Regions from separate parts of the Homo sapiens genome. Here region 2 is linked to region 1. The links are chromatin loops, found by intact Hi-C in ENCODE. Cell type or tissue: heart right ventricle. All regions are shown on one strand. Each heading gives the region's core, and the rest is flanking DNA. Links, peaks and the distances in the headings are about the cores only.

Evidence for each region. Peaks named below come from ENCODE experiments on the same cell type or tissue, not always from the same donor. Only the 100,000 strongest peaks of a DNase experiment are listed, where the experiment ranks them.
Region 2: it touches region 1 in a loop (3-fold over the local background); 20 of 110 quality-filtered maps call a loop at or near these places.

Annotation. Positions count from the first base shown.
Region 1 is chr16:57,979,818-57,988,510 of GRCh38, reverse strand. It overlaps SPMIP8 (sperm microtubule inner protein 8), which reads right to left. Exons shown (of 8, transcript NM_199456.3): 3 at 4,147-4,208; 4 at 3,701-3,875; 5 at 3,244-3,305; 6 at 2,965-3,029; 7 at 2,570-2,602; 8 at 395-1,115. The coding sequence ends at 1,085. Among named protein-coding and RNA genes, the nearest start is that of SPMIP8, 7.6 kb to the right of the region's middle. RefSeq lists an enhancer at 3,152-3,301. In heart right ventricle, for the core only: no CTCF peak of the experiment used is centred there; DNase peaks (open chromatin) are centred at 3,131 and 3,500; H3K4me3 peaks cover 1,733 bases; H3K27ac peaks cover 58 bases; H3K27me3 peaks cover 1,305 bases.
Region 2 is chr16:57,913,895-57,921,894 of GRCh38, reverse strand. It overlaps CNGB1 (cyclic nucleotide gated channel subunit beta 1), which reads left to right. Exons shown (of 33, transcript NM_001297.5): 19 at 1,351-1,508; 20 at 2,641-2,796; 21 at 4,419-4,627; 22 at 5,716-5,766; 23 at 6,560-6,646. Among named protein-coding and RNA genes, the nearest start is that of CNGB1, 53 kb to the left of the region's middle. In heart right ventricle, for the core only: no CTCF peak of the experiment used is centred there; no DNase peak of the experiment used is centred there.

The DNA of each region.
Region 1 (8,693 bases), core at 1-8,000:
AATAAGTCTCACGAGATCTGATGGTCTTATAAGGGAAACGCTTTCGCTTGGCACTCATTCTCTCTTGCTGCCACCATGTAAGAAGTGCCTTTTGCCTTCCACCATGATTATGAGGCCTCCCCAGCCATGTGGAACTGTGAGTCCATTAAACCTCTTTCTCTTCCCAGTCTTGGGTATGTCTTTATCAGCAGCATGAAAACAGACTAATACACCCCCTTACCATGCTGGAGATGCTCTTCCCTAGCCCCCTGGATGGCGTTATTCCAGACCTGGGCCAGGAGTCCCCACACTGTCCCCGGGACATCATACCTTCCTTTCACAGGAGTGGCTTGGAATGGATGGTTGGTGGGTAGACAAGGGCTAGTCCTGAAGCTTCATGGATAGAGCAGAGGACTTTTTGCTTAAATGACATGTTTATTGGTGGTGCTTTGGAGAGCGGGGAACTTTCTTCTCTGAGTGGCTTCATGCATCTCATGCAAGTTTAGACTCTACATTCTGTTGCGTCACAGGAATCAAGGCCATAGGCCTGGCCAGCTCCCCTTGCCCCAGCCTGCTCCCACACCTTCAGGGGGACCCCAGGCACAGGGAAGCCCCCCAGAGCACACCAGTATGACAAGAGCTTCAAAAAGGCACCTAAAAATAGCTTTCTAGCCCTCTCCCTTTCTTCTTAGGGCTCAAATTCAGGATCTGAAATGGAGGGGGCTTGGGTGTGGGGCTGCAGGCAAGGGGCTGGAGCACATCTCTTGCTCTTGGATCTCAATTCTGGCTGGACCTTGCGGCTTACACCCTGACTCTCAAACCAGGTCACCAGACATTTTTCTCCAACCCCCCACCAGTCCTCCAGGAGTTGGCCGGGGACGGGCAAGGGTAAGATACTGTCATCCTGTGGCCCTGACCCTCTCCCAGGCTGTGCAACACACACAGACAGAGACAATTGCGTGTGTCTCTAAGGGAGCATTAGGTTTATTTCTAGTTAGGCTGAACTCCTGGGGAGATGGCTGGTGCCACCATAAGTCCTCTGTCTGGCCAGGGGACCTGAGGTGGCACCGTCCGGCAGCCTGGGAGTCAGCCTCCTTTCCAGAGATTAATGCCAGGGGGTCAGGTAGTTGACACGACTGTGGAGAGAAGTAGGGGTGAGGTGGGGGTTTCCAGGGTGTCCTAGGGGAAAAATCAGGCTTTTCCCCTCTAGGATCTGAAAACACAGCTTCCAGCCAGCCTCTATGTGGCTCAGGAGACTTCAGTGGCTCCCTGTTTTCTGTATTTTCAGCTGTCCTCCTTAGCTTTCAAGCTAACCTCCCTCCTTTGACTGTGCCTCATCCTTCTCTCCCATTGATACCTAACTATGAACAGCTTCACCCATTTTTCAATCATTTAGTGAACCTACTCTGTTAGGCATCATATGGTAGCAAAACCCAGAAACGTTTCCCCGTGTGGGAGACGGGAAGGCTGGTTTCTGTCAATAATGACAGTGCAATAGTCTGAGTATTGCACTCGATACTCAGGGACACAAAGGTAGTGACCAATGGGAGGGAGTGTGAGCCGGTGGGGAGAGGCAGAGGGTGGGGGAAGACTTCAAGGAGGATGGCACATCTGGGCTGGGCTTTGAAGAGCATGAAGGAGGCCGGGCACTGTAGCTCACGCCTGTAATCCCAATACTTTGGGAGGCTGAGGTGGGTGGATCATAAGGTCAGGAGTTCGAGACCAGCCTGACCATCATGGTGAAACCTCATCTCTACTAAAAATACAAAAATTAGCCAAGCTTGGTCATGCGCACCTGTAATCCCAGCTACTCAGAAAGCTGAGGCAGGAGAATTGCTTGAACCCGGGAGGCGGAGGTTGCAGTGAGCTGAGATCAGGCCATTGCACTCTAGCCTGGGCGACAGAGTGAGACTCCGTCTCAATAATAATAATAATAATAATAATAATGGCACGAAGGAGTTTTCCAGGCAGAGGAGGAAGGGCCATCTAGGCGCTGAAACAGCACAGGCAAAGGTGTGAAGAGTGCTTGGTCTGCTGGGTTTCGGGGGAGTCTAGTCTGGCTGGAGTGTACAAAGTGGGGCCGGGAGGGTGAGAGATGGCTTAGTTATGAAAATGTTTGAGTATCCTGCAACCTCTTGCAAGAGGTGCTTATCTTGGAGATAAGAACTCTTGTTCTTATCTTATCTCTTTACTTGTGGGGCGACCCTGCCGGGAAGACCACTTAGCCCCCTCCCTTAGGGCCTCTCCGCACCCTAAAAGGCAGATTCTCGGCTCTCTCCCTTGTGTTTCTTATTTGTCTGTTTTCTCTCCTTCTAGTTAACATCCTCGCCCTATCCTTTTGGCCTCCTCCAGTCAAACCTGGTGGGATGTGGACCCCCTCCCGCGTCCACCCCCACCCCAGTGGGCTGCACATTTGCCAGGGGCGGATCTCTCCAGAGCGAAGCAGCTCGCGCCCTCCCAGGAGGGCCCCTCCTCCTCGCCAGGCCTCGCTGGGGCAGGGGGGTTTCAGAGTCAGGGAGCCCCGAGGCTGTCCCCAGCAGTCGGATGAGAACGTGGTTGGCTGTGGGGCGGGACAGGACCGTTCCCCTACCTGTAGCTGGAGCCGAAGCTTCGGAAAGTGTTCCTGGGAAAGAACGGGGCGGGTGAGCACGAGATGGGAAGGGGCGACCCTCTCTGGGCGCCTCACTCGACCTCGGGAGCCACCCCCTCTCCCCGCCATCCCTCCTGAAGGGTTCCAGGGCGCCTTCACCCAATGCGAACGCCTCCACTCCGCAAGGGTGGAGTTGTCAGGGAGGGCAAGGTGCTCCGTTTAGTAGGAATTACACATGTATTCATTTGAAATTGCAATTTGTTTCTGGTGTATTGGAGCCAATTTTTCCCAGTTCTCACGTTTTCAAGGGGCATTGCCTGTGCGCTAGGAAAGCGGCCCAGACCTCATCCTCCCTCCTCCAGATATGGGGTCCCCGGGCGCGTGGCGTCACTTACAGGGAGTCGAAAGGCAGGGGCTTCTGTCCGTAGCGGTCCAGGCTGGGGTTCTGGCTGAGGCAGTACTGAGGCGGGCAGCAGGGATAGGGGCGCGGTGAGTCGGGGGAGCACGGACGCCCTGCCCACGCCCCACACAGGGCTTCCTGCTAGAGACCGTGGTCCTGAAGACTGGGAGGCCCTGCTCTGGGTCTCCTCCCCCCTCAACCCCCGGCTTAAGCCGCTCCCCACCAGGACCCCCGCTCCCCGCTCAGGGACGGGTCTGCGCGCAGCGCTCCCTACCCGCCAGGTCTGGGTCACGTCGGGCTTCAAGTACCGCACCGCGTAGCCGCTGAGACCCTCCGCTGCGAACAGAAAGCCCCTCTCGAGCGCTCATCCGCCCCCCCCCAGGACAAGCCCCGCCTCCTCATCTAAGCCCCGCCCACAATCCAGCCCCGCCCACAATCCAGCCCCACCCACACGTGTACGGAGAACAGGTCCCGCCTCCGCTGCCCCACCAGGGCAAAGCCCCCGGCCCGAAGGCTCCGCCTGGCTCCGCCCCCTCCCCAAGGGCAGTCCTGCCTCCAGATCCGCGCGCACGTCTCGGCTCCACCCACCGCAAGTGCCACAGCTTCATCTCAGCGGCCCCGCCCTGTTTCTGCCTGGCCCGCCGCCTGCGTTCCCGTCCGCAGTCCACGTTCCCTGCTCCAGCCCCGCGGCCCACCTGCCCGGCAGTTCCTTCAGCGGCCCGTAGACTGACCTCGCTTCCTCAGGCAAGGCAGCTTGAACTCCCCGGCCGAGGACACGAAGTGGGACCAGTCCTCGATGGCGCGCGTGAAGCAGGGCCAGTCCACTCGGTTGATGCCTGGCGCGATGGGCGCCAGCTTTCCCTCGTGGTACCTGTTGCGAAGCTTCTGGCCTGTGGCGGTGATGTCCTGACAGGGCCACGGGGGTCAGGCCCGCGCGGCCGTAGCCGCAGGAGCCTAGGGAAGCCATCCCAGTCCATCCCAAAGGCCTCAGTTGACAAGTGGCCCGGTGCATTGGACCGAGGGGGCGCCCGAAGTCGTGAACCCGGATGGGGTGATGTGGGGAGCGGGAGTCCCAAGCAGGCACCTGAGAAGGTGCGCGGGGTGTAGATCCCAGGACCAGAGGTGCTTGGGGCTGGTGCCCCTTAGCAAACCCAAGGGCAGGGCAAAGGACACTCACCAAACACTGCAGGGGTTTGTTGGGGACCCCAAGGAGTGTAAAATGGGCGTTGTCAAATTCATCTGTTGAAACAAGAGAAAGGGAGAAGAGGTGTCTCCTTCACCAGTGGTCAGAGGTCATAGGAGAACTTTGGCCCACACTGTACTTTAAAAATTTTTTGAGGCCGGGCACGATGGCTCACACCTGTAATCCCAGCACTTCAGGAGGCCGAGGCGGGTGGATCACTTAAGGTCAGGAGTTCCAGACCAGACTGGCCAACATGGTGAAAGACCATCTCTACTAAAAATGCAAAAATTAGCCAGGCATGGTGGCGAGCACCTGTAATCCCGGGTACTCGGGAGGCTAAGGCAGAAGGATCACTTGAGTCCAGGAGGTCGAAGCTTCAGTGATCATGCCACTGCACTTCCACCTGGGTGACAGAGCAAGATCGTGTCTCAAAAAAAGAAAAAAAAGGCTGGGCACGGTAGCTCACACTTGTAATCCCAGCACTTTGGGAGGCCAAAGCGGGTGGATCACTTGAGCTCAGGAGTTCGAGACCAGCCTGGGCAACAAGGTGAAACCCTATCTCTACCAAAAATACGAAAAATTAGTTGAGTGTGGTGGCACGCGACTGTAGTCCCAGCTACTAGGGAGGCTAAGGCACGAGGATCACTGGAATCCAGGAGGTGGAGGTTGCAGTGAGCTGAGATTGCGCCACTGCACTCCAGCATGGGCAACAGAGCGAGACTCTCTTAAAAAATTTTTTTTTAATTTGACAACTTAAAAAAAATCTAAGATAAAATAGTATTCACATCTTACCTTTGCAACAGAATAAAACTCCAAAGATTCCAATGTAAAAAGTGAACATGGGCAAATTCTTTTATAATCTTGGGATGGGAAAGGCCTTAATAATTTTAATTAAAAATCCAGAAGCTTTAAAGAAAAGATTGATAAGTTAAATACATAAAAATAAACTTCTACATGGCAAAAACAAATGTCAAAAAACAAATGGAAAAAATATTTCCACTTATTTTACAGATATTAATATTAATTAATATTCCTTAATATTGAAAGAGTGCCTAGAAATCAAGCAAAACAAAAAATGCCAGGTATGGTGGCTCGAGCCTGTAGTCTCAGCTACTCAGGAAGCTGAGGCAGGAGGATTGCTTGAGCCCAGGAGTTTAAGGCTGCAAGTGAGCTGTGATCATGCCACTGCCCTCCAGCCTGGGTGGCATAGCGAGACCTTGTTTTTAATAAATAAATTAACAAGTTGAGGAATTTCTCTATACAAGAACTCCAAGGTGCAGATGGGTATATACAATATGCTACCATTTGCTTTAAAAAAAATTTTTTTTTGAGACAGAGTCTCGCTCTGTCGCCCAGGCTGGAGTACAGTGGCGCGGTCTCGGCTCACTGCAACCTCCGCCACCCAGGTTCAAGCGATTCTCACGCCTCAGCCTCCCGAGTAGCTGGGATTACAGGTGCGTGCTACCATGCCTGGCTAATTTTTGTATTTTTAGTAGAGATGGGGTTTCACCATGTTGGCCAGGCTGGTCTTGAACTCCTGACCTCAAGTGATCTGTCCACCTCAGCCTCCCAAAGTGCTGGGATTACAGGCGTGAGCCACTGCGCCCGGCCTACTGTTTGCTTTAAAATGGTAGACTAAACATAGACTGTTGGAAACAGAGAATATATATTCAGGTCATCACCTTAACCAAATAATCAAACTTAGCATCACAAATAATGTGATAATGAAATTCTGTGCCTCCTGCTGCAGCATTATGGCAAACACGGCATCTGTCGCCTGTGAAAGATTCTGGCCAGCAGTGTTTAACCTGGTGATTCAGATCTCTACACCTAGCTGCTGGTTTACAGAAAATAGATTAACAAGATAAGAAACACCATGAAGAAACAGTGGCTCAAATTCACCATATGGGACTGTCTACAACACAACTGTTAGAGACTTTAAAAAGTCAGTATGATGGTGGGCAATGGAAACTGGGTGGACTGTTTTAGACTAAGACAAAAGACATAACAAGTAACTGAAATACGTAATCCTAGATTGAATTCTTGTTCCAAAAAATCATTTTAAAGCCAGAAAAGACATCTTTGAGGGCAATTGGGGAGATTTTAATATGGTCTGGATATTAGATGTTGTAGAAGTATTGTTAGCTTTCCTAGGTGTGATAATGGTATTGTGTCATGTAGAAGGATGTTTTTGTCATTGGGAGCTGCTTGCTAAAGGGTGTCCAAGAATGTAAGAGAGAGGGCGAGAGAAGCAAAAATATGGCAAAAATCAACTGAAGCAGGAGGAAGGTGGTGGGTACTCATAGTAGTATTCTTTCAACTTTTCTCCATTTGAAAATGTTTATCATGTAAACTAAAAATAAAATCCTGAGGTCTCCGCAATGTATTGACTGAGCGGACCCCCCTCTTGGCTAAGGGGATCCCCCAAAACCTTGAAAAACTGAGTTCCCAGCCATAATGGGACAGGAGGTCAGACATGCTTCATTCCACCCCTGCCTTTTTGCGGTTTAGACACAATAAATGACCAGCATTAATGTTAAACTAGCAATCACAAGGCCAGGTGCGGTGGCTACGCCTGTAATCCCAGTGGTTTTGGAGGCCAATCACTTGAGGTCAGGATTTTGAGACCAGCCTGGCCAACATGGTGAAACCCCATGTCTACTAAAAATACAAAAATCAGCTGGGCGTAGTGGCACACGCCTGTAGTCCCAGCTAGCTACTCAGGAGGCTGAGGCAGGAGAATCACTTGAACCGGGGAGGCGGAAGTTGCAGTGAGCCGAGATAGCGCCACTGCACTCCAGCCTGGGTGACAGAGTGAGACTCTGTCTCAAAAAAAAAAAAAAAAAAAAAAAAAAAAGAGAAAGAGAGAGAGAGAGATTACAAGACTAAGAGAACAGACTCTTTGTGGCAATAAGATACCAAATTATAATAATAATAATAATAATTATTATTATAATAATAATAATTATTATTATTATTGAGACGGAGTGTCACTCTGTTGCCCAGGCTGGAGTGCAATGGCGCGATCTCGGCTCACTGCAACCTCCGCCTCCTGGGTTCAAGCAATTCTCCTGTCTCAGTCTCCCAGTAGCTGGGATTACAAGCACACACTACCACACCTGGCTAATTTTTGTATTTTTAGTAGAGACAGGGTTTTACCATATTGGTCAGGCTGGTTTTGAACTCCTGACCTCAGGCGATCCACTTGCCTTGGCCCCCCAAAGTGCTAGAATTACAGGCGTGAACCGCCACGCCCGGCCAAGATACCAGATTATTAACAGGACCTAAGGCCATGCCAGGCAAGGGTTAAGTCACGCACCCCTACACTTAAAGAATAAACTACAGGCTGGTCGTGGTAGCTCACGCCTGTAATTCCAACACTTCGGGAGGCTGAAGCTGGAGGATCACTTGAGCCCAGAAGTTGGAGACCAGCCCTGGCAACATAGTGTAACCCTGTCTCCACACAAAACAAACAAACAACAACAACAGCAACAAAAATAGCCTGGCATAGTGGTGTGTGCCTGTAGTCCCAGCTACTCAGGAGGCTGAAGTGGCAGGATCACCTGAACCTGGGAGGTCGAGGCTGTAAAGAGCCATGTTTTTGACATTGCACTCTAGCCTGGGTGATGGAGAGAAACTCTGTCTAAAAAAACAAAACAAAACAAAACGAAAAGCAAAACACAAAAATAAATAAGCTATGTTTTAATTGCCATGAGGTTTTTCTTTTTCTCTAGCCCTGGACTTGAGATAAGCAATATTAAAACAATTACAACTCATACAGCTCACAGATGCTGATGAACTGACCCCCTGATCCACCAGCCACAGCTATGCCTTTGATTGCATAAGAGGCTGATTTCAGTAACTTTCTCCAGGTAAGAAGACCACCAACCATGGACTGGTCCTGCCCAGCATACAGAGGCTGCTCACTTGCTGGGCTTCGCGTCCTGAAAAGAACTTTTGACGTATAGGGACTAATTGTAATACATTTAAAGGTTAAGTCTCCACCTCAAAGCGAACATGGGTTGTATGTTACATGCATGTTTGTTCAATATGCCCATGTCAGTACTATCTTCATGAATATTCATAGCTCCTCCTATAAACTATTGAATATGTATGTTTAGCCAACCCTTTGAACATAAAGCTCTTACCCAACCCCTCCTCCTTTGACATGCCTATCTTTGGGCTTAAGCTGGAGGCACACTTTCCAGCCTGTGGGATGGCCACCTGGCAGCTATAACCCCTTGTAAGAAATAAAGTCTCCTTTTCTAAACTTATACATTTATTTTTATTTTTTGAAGATGGAGTCTCGCTCTGTCACCCAGGCTGGAGTGCAGTGGCTCCATCTCGGCTCATCGCAACCTCCGCCTCCCGGGTTCAGGTGATTCTCCTGCCTCAGCCTGGGAGCTGGGATTACAGGCACCCGCCACCCCGCCCGGCTAATTTTTGTATTTTTAGTGAAGATGGGGTTTCACCATGTTGGCCAGGCTGGTCTCGAACTTCTGACCTCACGTGATCTGCCTGCCTTGGCCTCCCAAAGTGCT
Region 2 (8,000 bases), core at 1-8,000, 67 kb after region 1:
TGGCTTAAGGAACTGTATCATATACCATCATCATCTCAATAGTTGCATGCATCAGGTCAGCAGAAGGTTCTGCTCCATGCAATCATTTAGGGACCCAGATGACAGTGCTCTGCCACTTTATCCATGTGCCTTCCCATGTCCCACTGGTCACCACTAGAAAGGGAGAACTCCAGGCCTGTCTTCAGTAAGGAGGCCCCTAGTTGCATGTATTGTGTCTGAGAGCTCACATTCCAATAGCGAGAGCCTGGCACGTGATCCCTGGCTGGGTGGCTATATCCCAGTGAGTGTGCACCACAGGAGAGAATGAGTGTAGGGGAGCAGCTCATGTCCCCGCCACACCTGTATGCCAGCTCTCATTAGGAGCCCCACACTTGGCCGGGCACGGTGTCTCACGCCTGCAATCCCAGCACTTTCAGAGGCCGAAGCAGGTGGATCACCTGAGGTTGGGAGTTTGAGACCAGCCTGGCCAACTTGGTGAAACCCCCTCTCTACTAAAACTACAAAAATTAGTCAGGCTTGGTGGCGTGCACCTGTAATCCCAGCTACTCAGGAGGTTGAGGCAGGAGAATTGCTTGAACCCAGGAGGTGAATGTTGACTGAGCCGAGGTCATACCACTGCCACTCCAGCTGGGCGACAAGAGTGAAACTTCATCTCAAAAAAAAAAAAAAAAAAAAAAGAGCCTCATTTTCTCCAGCCCGTCTTCCTCAGTTGAGCTCAAAAAGAGTAGTCGACTGCAGTTTCTGTGTCCTAATGTATGAAAAAAAAAAAGATAAAAAAGATATTCAGCTCAGCAAGATGATCTCAGTGAGGCTACTCAGAGGAAAGAAAGCAGTTTCTCTCTCTCTCTTGCTGACAGTGCAGAAACTTTAATTCCTGTAAGTTAAAGGGATATAGAATGTATCTGCACTGCTTTTTCCACCAGTTACATCCTAAGCCTAAAAAAGTAGGCCTGCTCCCTCTCTGTTCTGCCCCTGGACACATATCTCATGTGAACCCTGCACTGGGATGAACAGCCCAATTTTGCTGAACTCTAAACTGAGTTCCAAGAGTTTCCTCCTAAATTACAAGTGGAGTCACGCTTTTTCCAGAACTGCCCATCTGAATCAGAGCCTACGTGGTACATTTTCCAAAAGCTGGGCCAGAACACCTGGGCATTATTCCCGGACTGAATTTCCTTCTAGGTGATTACGGTAGGTCTGTGGTTTCTGATGTCAGAAGGAGATGGGGGCAGGACTTACCTCCTTCAGGCTCTGTCAGAAGGTGGGACACAGACGCTGCACAGCTCTGGCCTGGGGGTGCACAGGTCCCTCCCGGCTCAGCCTGCTCAGCTTTGGGTGATGTTCCCACAGTGGCCAGGACCGTGCGGCCTCCACGGCCAGCACAAATAGCGCCATCATCAACGACCGGCTCCAGGAGCTGGTGAAGCTCTTCAAGGAGCGGACAGAGAAAGTGAAGGAGAAACTCATTGACCCTGACGTCACCTCTGATGAGGAGAGCCCCAAGCCCTGTGAGTCTGGAGCTGGAGGGGGTCTACCTGGATGGGGATGGGGTGGGGCCTCCAAAGTTCCCTGTCAACTCATGGCAAGGGTGGCCCCAAGGAAATGGTTGAGGTCCATGAGAGAAGCCCAGATCCCCACTCTCTGGATTTGGGATCCATATGTACAGGTTGAGATATGTACCCAAGGGTGGGAAGATCAAAGTTCTGACCAACAATCCACTTGCACTCGGCCCTCTCTCCCATGGGGCAAGTGCCTTCCTTGACCCTTCTGTCCCTTTCCTACTGGTAGGTGAGTGGTGCCACCCCAAAATGTATCTTATGGTCTTACACTCAGATTGTGTGCACAGCCTGCTCTGGAACTAGGCAGTCCTATTTTTCAGAGATGTCAGTGCCTTGAAAGTTCTTATTGAGGCTATCCGAATTTTTCTTTTCTTTCAAGGTATCAGGAGGAAATAAGACACATGATCTCTTGTCAGGGAGATTTTTTAGATCTTTCCAGAGGAAGGCTGTATCTTGGAAATCATGGTGCCCACAACAGGCCATGCAGAGCCTGATGTCCCAGTCTTGAAGCTGGAAAACATAGCCATATTGAACCTATAAGAGCCAATCCCTAGACCAAAAGTATCATCATAGATGCACAGGGAGGCTGTGATCCCATCTGGTCTCTGTTTTTAGAGATGAAAGAGTTGAGATTCCCTCTCAGAAACCTGGAGCAATACTTCCTTGATTTTGTTAGGCCCTTCAGCATTCCAGCCATGGGTACTGGGAACACTGGGTACAAAATGCCCCCATCCCATCAGAGGGAACAAAGGGGGTCTAAGCACAACACACAAGCAGACATTGAAACATCCAACTGGCCCAGAAACAGCTCATTTGGGGCAGCTTCTGAGAAGCAGTTCCAGACTGTAATTGGTAAGAACTTCTGGGTGGGCACCCAGGTTGCTGTTGCTGTTGAGGAGGGTTGTGGAGTTCACTCCAGAAGAGCACCTTGGGTTCTGCACACAGAGCTTGCAGTAGCTTGTATAATGGTGCCAGGGTCCTCTCAGATCTGGATCCAAGGTCTGCAGTTGGGACCCTTCTCTCTGCATCCTCTACCTGGGCCTCAGGGCTGGTTCAGATGGTCACCAATGTCATCCCACAGCCCCAGCCAAGAAAGCCCCAGAGCCAGCTCCAGACACAAAGCCCGCTGAAGCCGAGCCAGTGGAAGAGGAGCACTATTGCGACATGCTCTGCTGCAAGTTCAAACACCGCCCCTGGAAGAAGTACCAGTTTCCCCAGAGCATTGACCCGCTGACCAGTGAGTCCTGGGGAATGGGTGTTCCCACTGTGTAAGATGAGAGAGCAGGAGAGTTGGAGCGGGATGGGGAGAGGGTCAGGGGATTCAAGAGGTGGGATGGGAGGCCACAGACAACCTGGGTTCATGATCTTTTATACCTTTCAAAAGTATTCCACAGTTTCTTGCCTGATTCTCAAAACAAACCCAGCCTGGCTAACATGACGAAACCCTGCCTCTATTAAAGATACAAAAATTAGCTGGGTGTGGTGGTGCACACCTGTAATCCCAGCTACTTGAGAGGCTGAAGCAGGAGAATCATTTGAATCCAGGAGGTGGAGAGTGCACTGAGTCAAGATCGCACAATTGCATTCCAACCTAGGTGACAGAGTGAGACTCTGTCTTAAAAACAACAACAAAAGTCCCTGGAATAGGAACATAAGATCATACCCATTTTACAGATGAGGAAACTAAGGTACAGATAAGTCAGCCAGGGTAAAGATGCAACTAGTTAGTGCGGACCCAGGACTCCTGACTCTTGGCCAAGTCCTTTTTCACTCTGGTCGTGCTGGCCTTTTCCTAGAGCTCCTGCTCTGAACAGAAAAAGAGCAGGAATGTGAATTCCTCTTGCTTCCCTTTAAGCCCACTTCATATTCCTCAGAAATAACCCACTTCATATGTGCATAGCACTTTAGAGTTTACAGAGGGCTCCCTGCCTTTCTTATCTGACCTTTTCCTGTGATTTCTCAGAAGAGGGCAGGTGCCAGAGAGGGACTTTCTCAAGGTCACACATTTGGGGGGCAGGACTTCAACCCTGGTGTCCACTGGATTCTTTAAATAACCTGATGGGCTGGGTACATTGGCTCACACCTGTAATCCCAGCACTGTGAGAGGCTGTAGTGAAAGAACTGCTTGAGCCCAGGAGTTCAAGATCAGCCTGGGCAACATAGTGAGACCTCATCTCTACAAAAATAGTAAATAAATAAATAAATAAATAAATAAATAAATAAATAACCAGATGATCTGGAATACCCATCTATCCATCCATCCATCCATCCATCCATCCATCCATCCATCCATCCATGCATTCACCTGTCTGTCCATCTATCTGTCCATCCTTCATGCATTATTTACTATTCTGTATTTACTGAGGAAGAAAATACATTTTGGGAAAAAATTAAAGAAGAATAAAAGCAAATGAGTTTTCCAGTTGGCTGCCTATTATCTTATAATACCAGCATAGTCCCTCCTGAGAGTACTCTGATTTATTAGGGATTAGCAGTAATTTATTTTTAAAACAGATAGTTGTGTTTTTTTTTTTAAGTAGAGATGGGGGTCTTGCTATGTTGTCCAGGCTGGTCTTAAACTCCTGGGCTCAAGCAATCCTCCCACCTAGGCCTCCCAAAGTGCTGGGATTACAGACATGAGCCACTGTGCCTGGCTCCTAAAGCAGAGAGTTGTGTGTGTGTGTATGTGTGTGTGTGTGTGTGTGTGTATATATACACACACACACACATACACACACTCTTACAAAAGTGCCACATGTAGTAGTTGAAGGAGTAGAAAGAACAAAACCCTACCTGATCCAACTGGTGAAGAGCCTTGCCTGGCTGATGCTCTAGCGTCCCCGTCAACCTTCCCCACAGACCTGATGTATGTCCTATGGCTGTTCTTCGTGGTGATGGCCTGGAATTGGAACTGTTGGCTGATTCCCGTGCGCTGGGCCTTCCCCTACCAGACCCCGGACAACATCCACCACTGGCTGCTGATGGATTACCTATGCGACCTCATCTACTTCCTGGACATCACCGTGTTCCAGACACGCCTGCAGTTTGTCAGAGGCGGGGACATCATTGTGAGTCACAGGCAGGTGGTGTTGGGGTGACCGGGGGCAGACCGCTCAGCCAGAGCCTCCAGGGCACTGACCCCTGATGCTGTCATAGATGACAAAATAAGTGAATAAGGAAATCTCAAGAACGGCTGCTGTGCTTGTTCAATAGCATGGTTGTTTATTTTGCATGCCTTTGATACGTTCAAATTACGCACATCAGATATTGCTCATAGGTGAAATAGTTCCTGGACCACTTGACAGAATCAAAGATAGAGAAGTGGTCCAGGGAATGGTCTTTAGTGAGGATGTACCTGGTTTGAATCCCACCTCCACCACAACTAGCTGAATCGCCTCTGTTTCCTCATCTGTAGAATGGGGCTAGTAATAGCTTCCACCTCCCAGTGTTGCCATGAGGATTGGTTGAAACGATGCATGCGGGGCGCTCAGCACAGGTATCCACTGGCAATTGACTTCTCCCAGGGGTCCTGCAAAAACACACTGATGCTCTCCTACTTGGGCCAATTTGAGACCCTGGCCTCTGGTCCAGCCCCGTGCACCACCCCTGCCTTACCAGGGAGGAAACTGAGGCCCTGACTGTGACTTCTCAGGAACAGGAGACACAGTCCCTGTCTCCCAGTGTGGGTCACTTTCCAAAATTCCACCCCGGCAGTGCCTGTTTTGCTGTGTGCAGACAAGCTCAGGTTTTGCCTGTAAACGATTTTCCTTGGAGAGATTTAAAGAGAGTAAAGTAAAAAGTAAAGAGATTTCCTTGGAGAACCTCTTTTCTGGCCTGATCAGAGTGACTACCAATTCCTTAGTAAACAGATGTGCAAATGGTCCAGGTAAGACCAATGGGCAGAGGGAATAAGCTTAATGTCCTTGCTTTCCACCCAAGAAATCAGGATCTAGCTGGGTGACCAGAACAGATCCCTCCTCCCTGGGGGCTGGGCCTCTCCACCCATAAAACTCAAGGCTTTCACCAAGGCTCAGATGGTCCTTGGGCTGTTATGCTCGTTTCAGGGTGGGGTTCTTGGGGAAGTTTCACAATTGCTCCACAGGGTCAGAGATTAAGCTGTAAGGTCATTTCACCATCATCATTCCCTTTCTTTCAGACGGACAAAAAGGACATGCGAAATAACTACCTGAAGTCTCGCCGCTTCAAGGTGTGTGCCGGGCATGCAAGGTTTAGCGTCTGCGGGGTTTCAGAAGGGGGTGCCTCAGAGGGCCCTGGGTGCCTGGGGCGTTCATGAGATGTGGTTTCTGCCACACGGAGGGATGCTGGTCCCTGTGGGAGTGTCCTCCAAACCACAAGCCCCAGGAGACCAGCACAGGCTGGGTAGCCCCCAGAAGTTATCTTTCTTCTTTTTCTTTTCTTTTCTTTTTTTTTTTTTTTTGAGACAGGGTCTAACTCTGTCTCCCAGGCTGGAGTTCAGTGGTGTGATCTCGGCTCACTGCAACCTCTGCCTCCTCGTTCAAGCACTCCTCCTGCCTCAGCCTCCCTAGTAGCTGGGATTACAAGTGTGCGTCACCACACCCAGCTAATTTTTGTATTTTTAGAAGAGACAGGGTTTCACCATGTTGGGCAGTCTGGTCTCGAACTCCTGACATCAAGTGATCTGCCTGCCTTGGCCTCCCAAACTGCTGGGATTACAGGCATAAGCCACCGTGCCTGGCCAGAAGCCACCTTTCATTGTGTCTGTACCACTCCCGCCCCTTACTGTATGGCACAGCAGCCACTATCGAGGATAATGAAGCTGCCCTTGGGGCTGGCAACACGGGCTTTGAAGCCAAACAAGGGCTTGTCGGTGGGACACCTTCTGCCCTCTAGTTTTAAGCTCTACTGGGGCATTCTGACCTCACCTTTCCATGGAAGGGAGAGACTCCGCCTCTCACTCCCCTCACCTTCCACCCTGGAGTCATCCGTTTTACCCCCATGGTGTCCCACTGGGATTTCAGATGGACCTGCTCAGCCTCCTGCCCTTGGATTTTCTCTATTTGAAAGTCGGTGTGAACCCCCTCCTCCGCCTGCCCCGCTGTTTAAAGGTAGGACTGCTGGGCCCACCACCCCAGGCCTTCAGCTCATCCCTGCTCTGCACCGACACTGGCATCTTCGTGTCTGCCCCCAGCAGCACTGGGGAGGGGAGTTCCTCAAGGGATGGCCCGAGGGGAGATGCATTTATTCCACGTGTGTCTTAGTGGAAAGTTCATTACAATTTGCTAGTGCTTCTGTGGTGCTGCATGTTAGGTAGTATTATTGCCAGCATTTTACAAATGAAGGACTGGGGCACAGAGAGGTTAATTAATTTGCCCAAAGTCACACAGCCAGGAGGGAGTGGAGCCCAGATATGAATGCAGGTCATCTGTCTCCACTGTTTACGCTCTCAGTGATTATAGAGACTCTCAAGAGGGGATCTTCTGCTTTATGATGGTCTCTGTCTAAAAGATGGGGACATTGGTGCTTGGAGAGGCTGGGGGACTTGCCCTAGGTCGCAGGAGCAAGGAAGTGCCAGGGATGGATTTGAATGCACAGCCAGACACCCGTTTCATCACTGGCCAGGCCTCAGTGTCATTCCAGCCATTCCTTCTGGCACTCACTGGGCAGAGCGAAAGTCTCCAGGATGGTCTGGCTGCCACAGCTGGCCATGGTCCTGTCACGTGATCAGGGTGGATAGCCACTCAGAGCATTCAGGATCCCCCAAATGGATTTTGATGGCCAACCAATCACATTCATCTGTCTCCTGAAATGAAGACTGGTGCCTTTTTCTGAAAACAGTACTGAGGGAATTTACAAAAAATGCAAATGCAATAACATGAACAACCCAGAGAAACAGGGCAGAGAAAACTAGGGGGCGTGCAAGTGCCCTGATGAGAAGAAAGCACACCTATGTGGAATCGAGCATGGAAGCTGCCTCTGAGCTTCCTGGCTGCCAAGAGGAAGGGGGAAAGTGGAATTGGCACCATTCTTATTTGACACATACCAGCCTCCCAGGGGCTGCAGAGGTTGCTTTAGAGCCAAACATCAGAGTGAGGAAGGTTGGGTCCACAGGCCAAGTTTCACCCCAGACGCAGAGGTGAGATCCATACCTTGGGTCACATGGTGGCCCCAGTGAGGGGGCAAAACTCACAGGCCTAACATTGAACACCATTCAGTGGACAAAACTCTTTAAGTGAGCCATCCAAGCCCCTGTTCTTTCTGCCTCCAGTTTAAACTGTGGCTGGAACTAGAATGAACACATGGATGATAACTGGAATATCCCTTAGAGAATCTTCATAAATACTATTTTCAAATATCAAAAAATAAATCCAAAGATCTAGAGGTGGTATAGCATAAGGAGAGAGCTTGCAGCTCTGAGTCTGGCCTGGGTTGGAATGCTGACTCTCTCACATACCAGCTGTG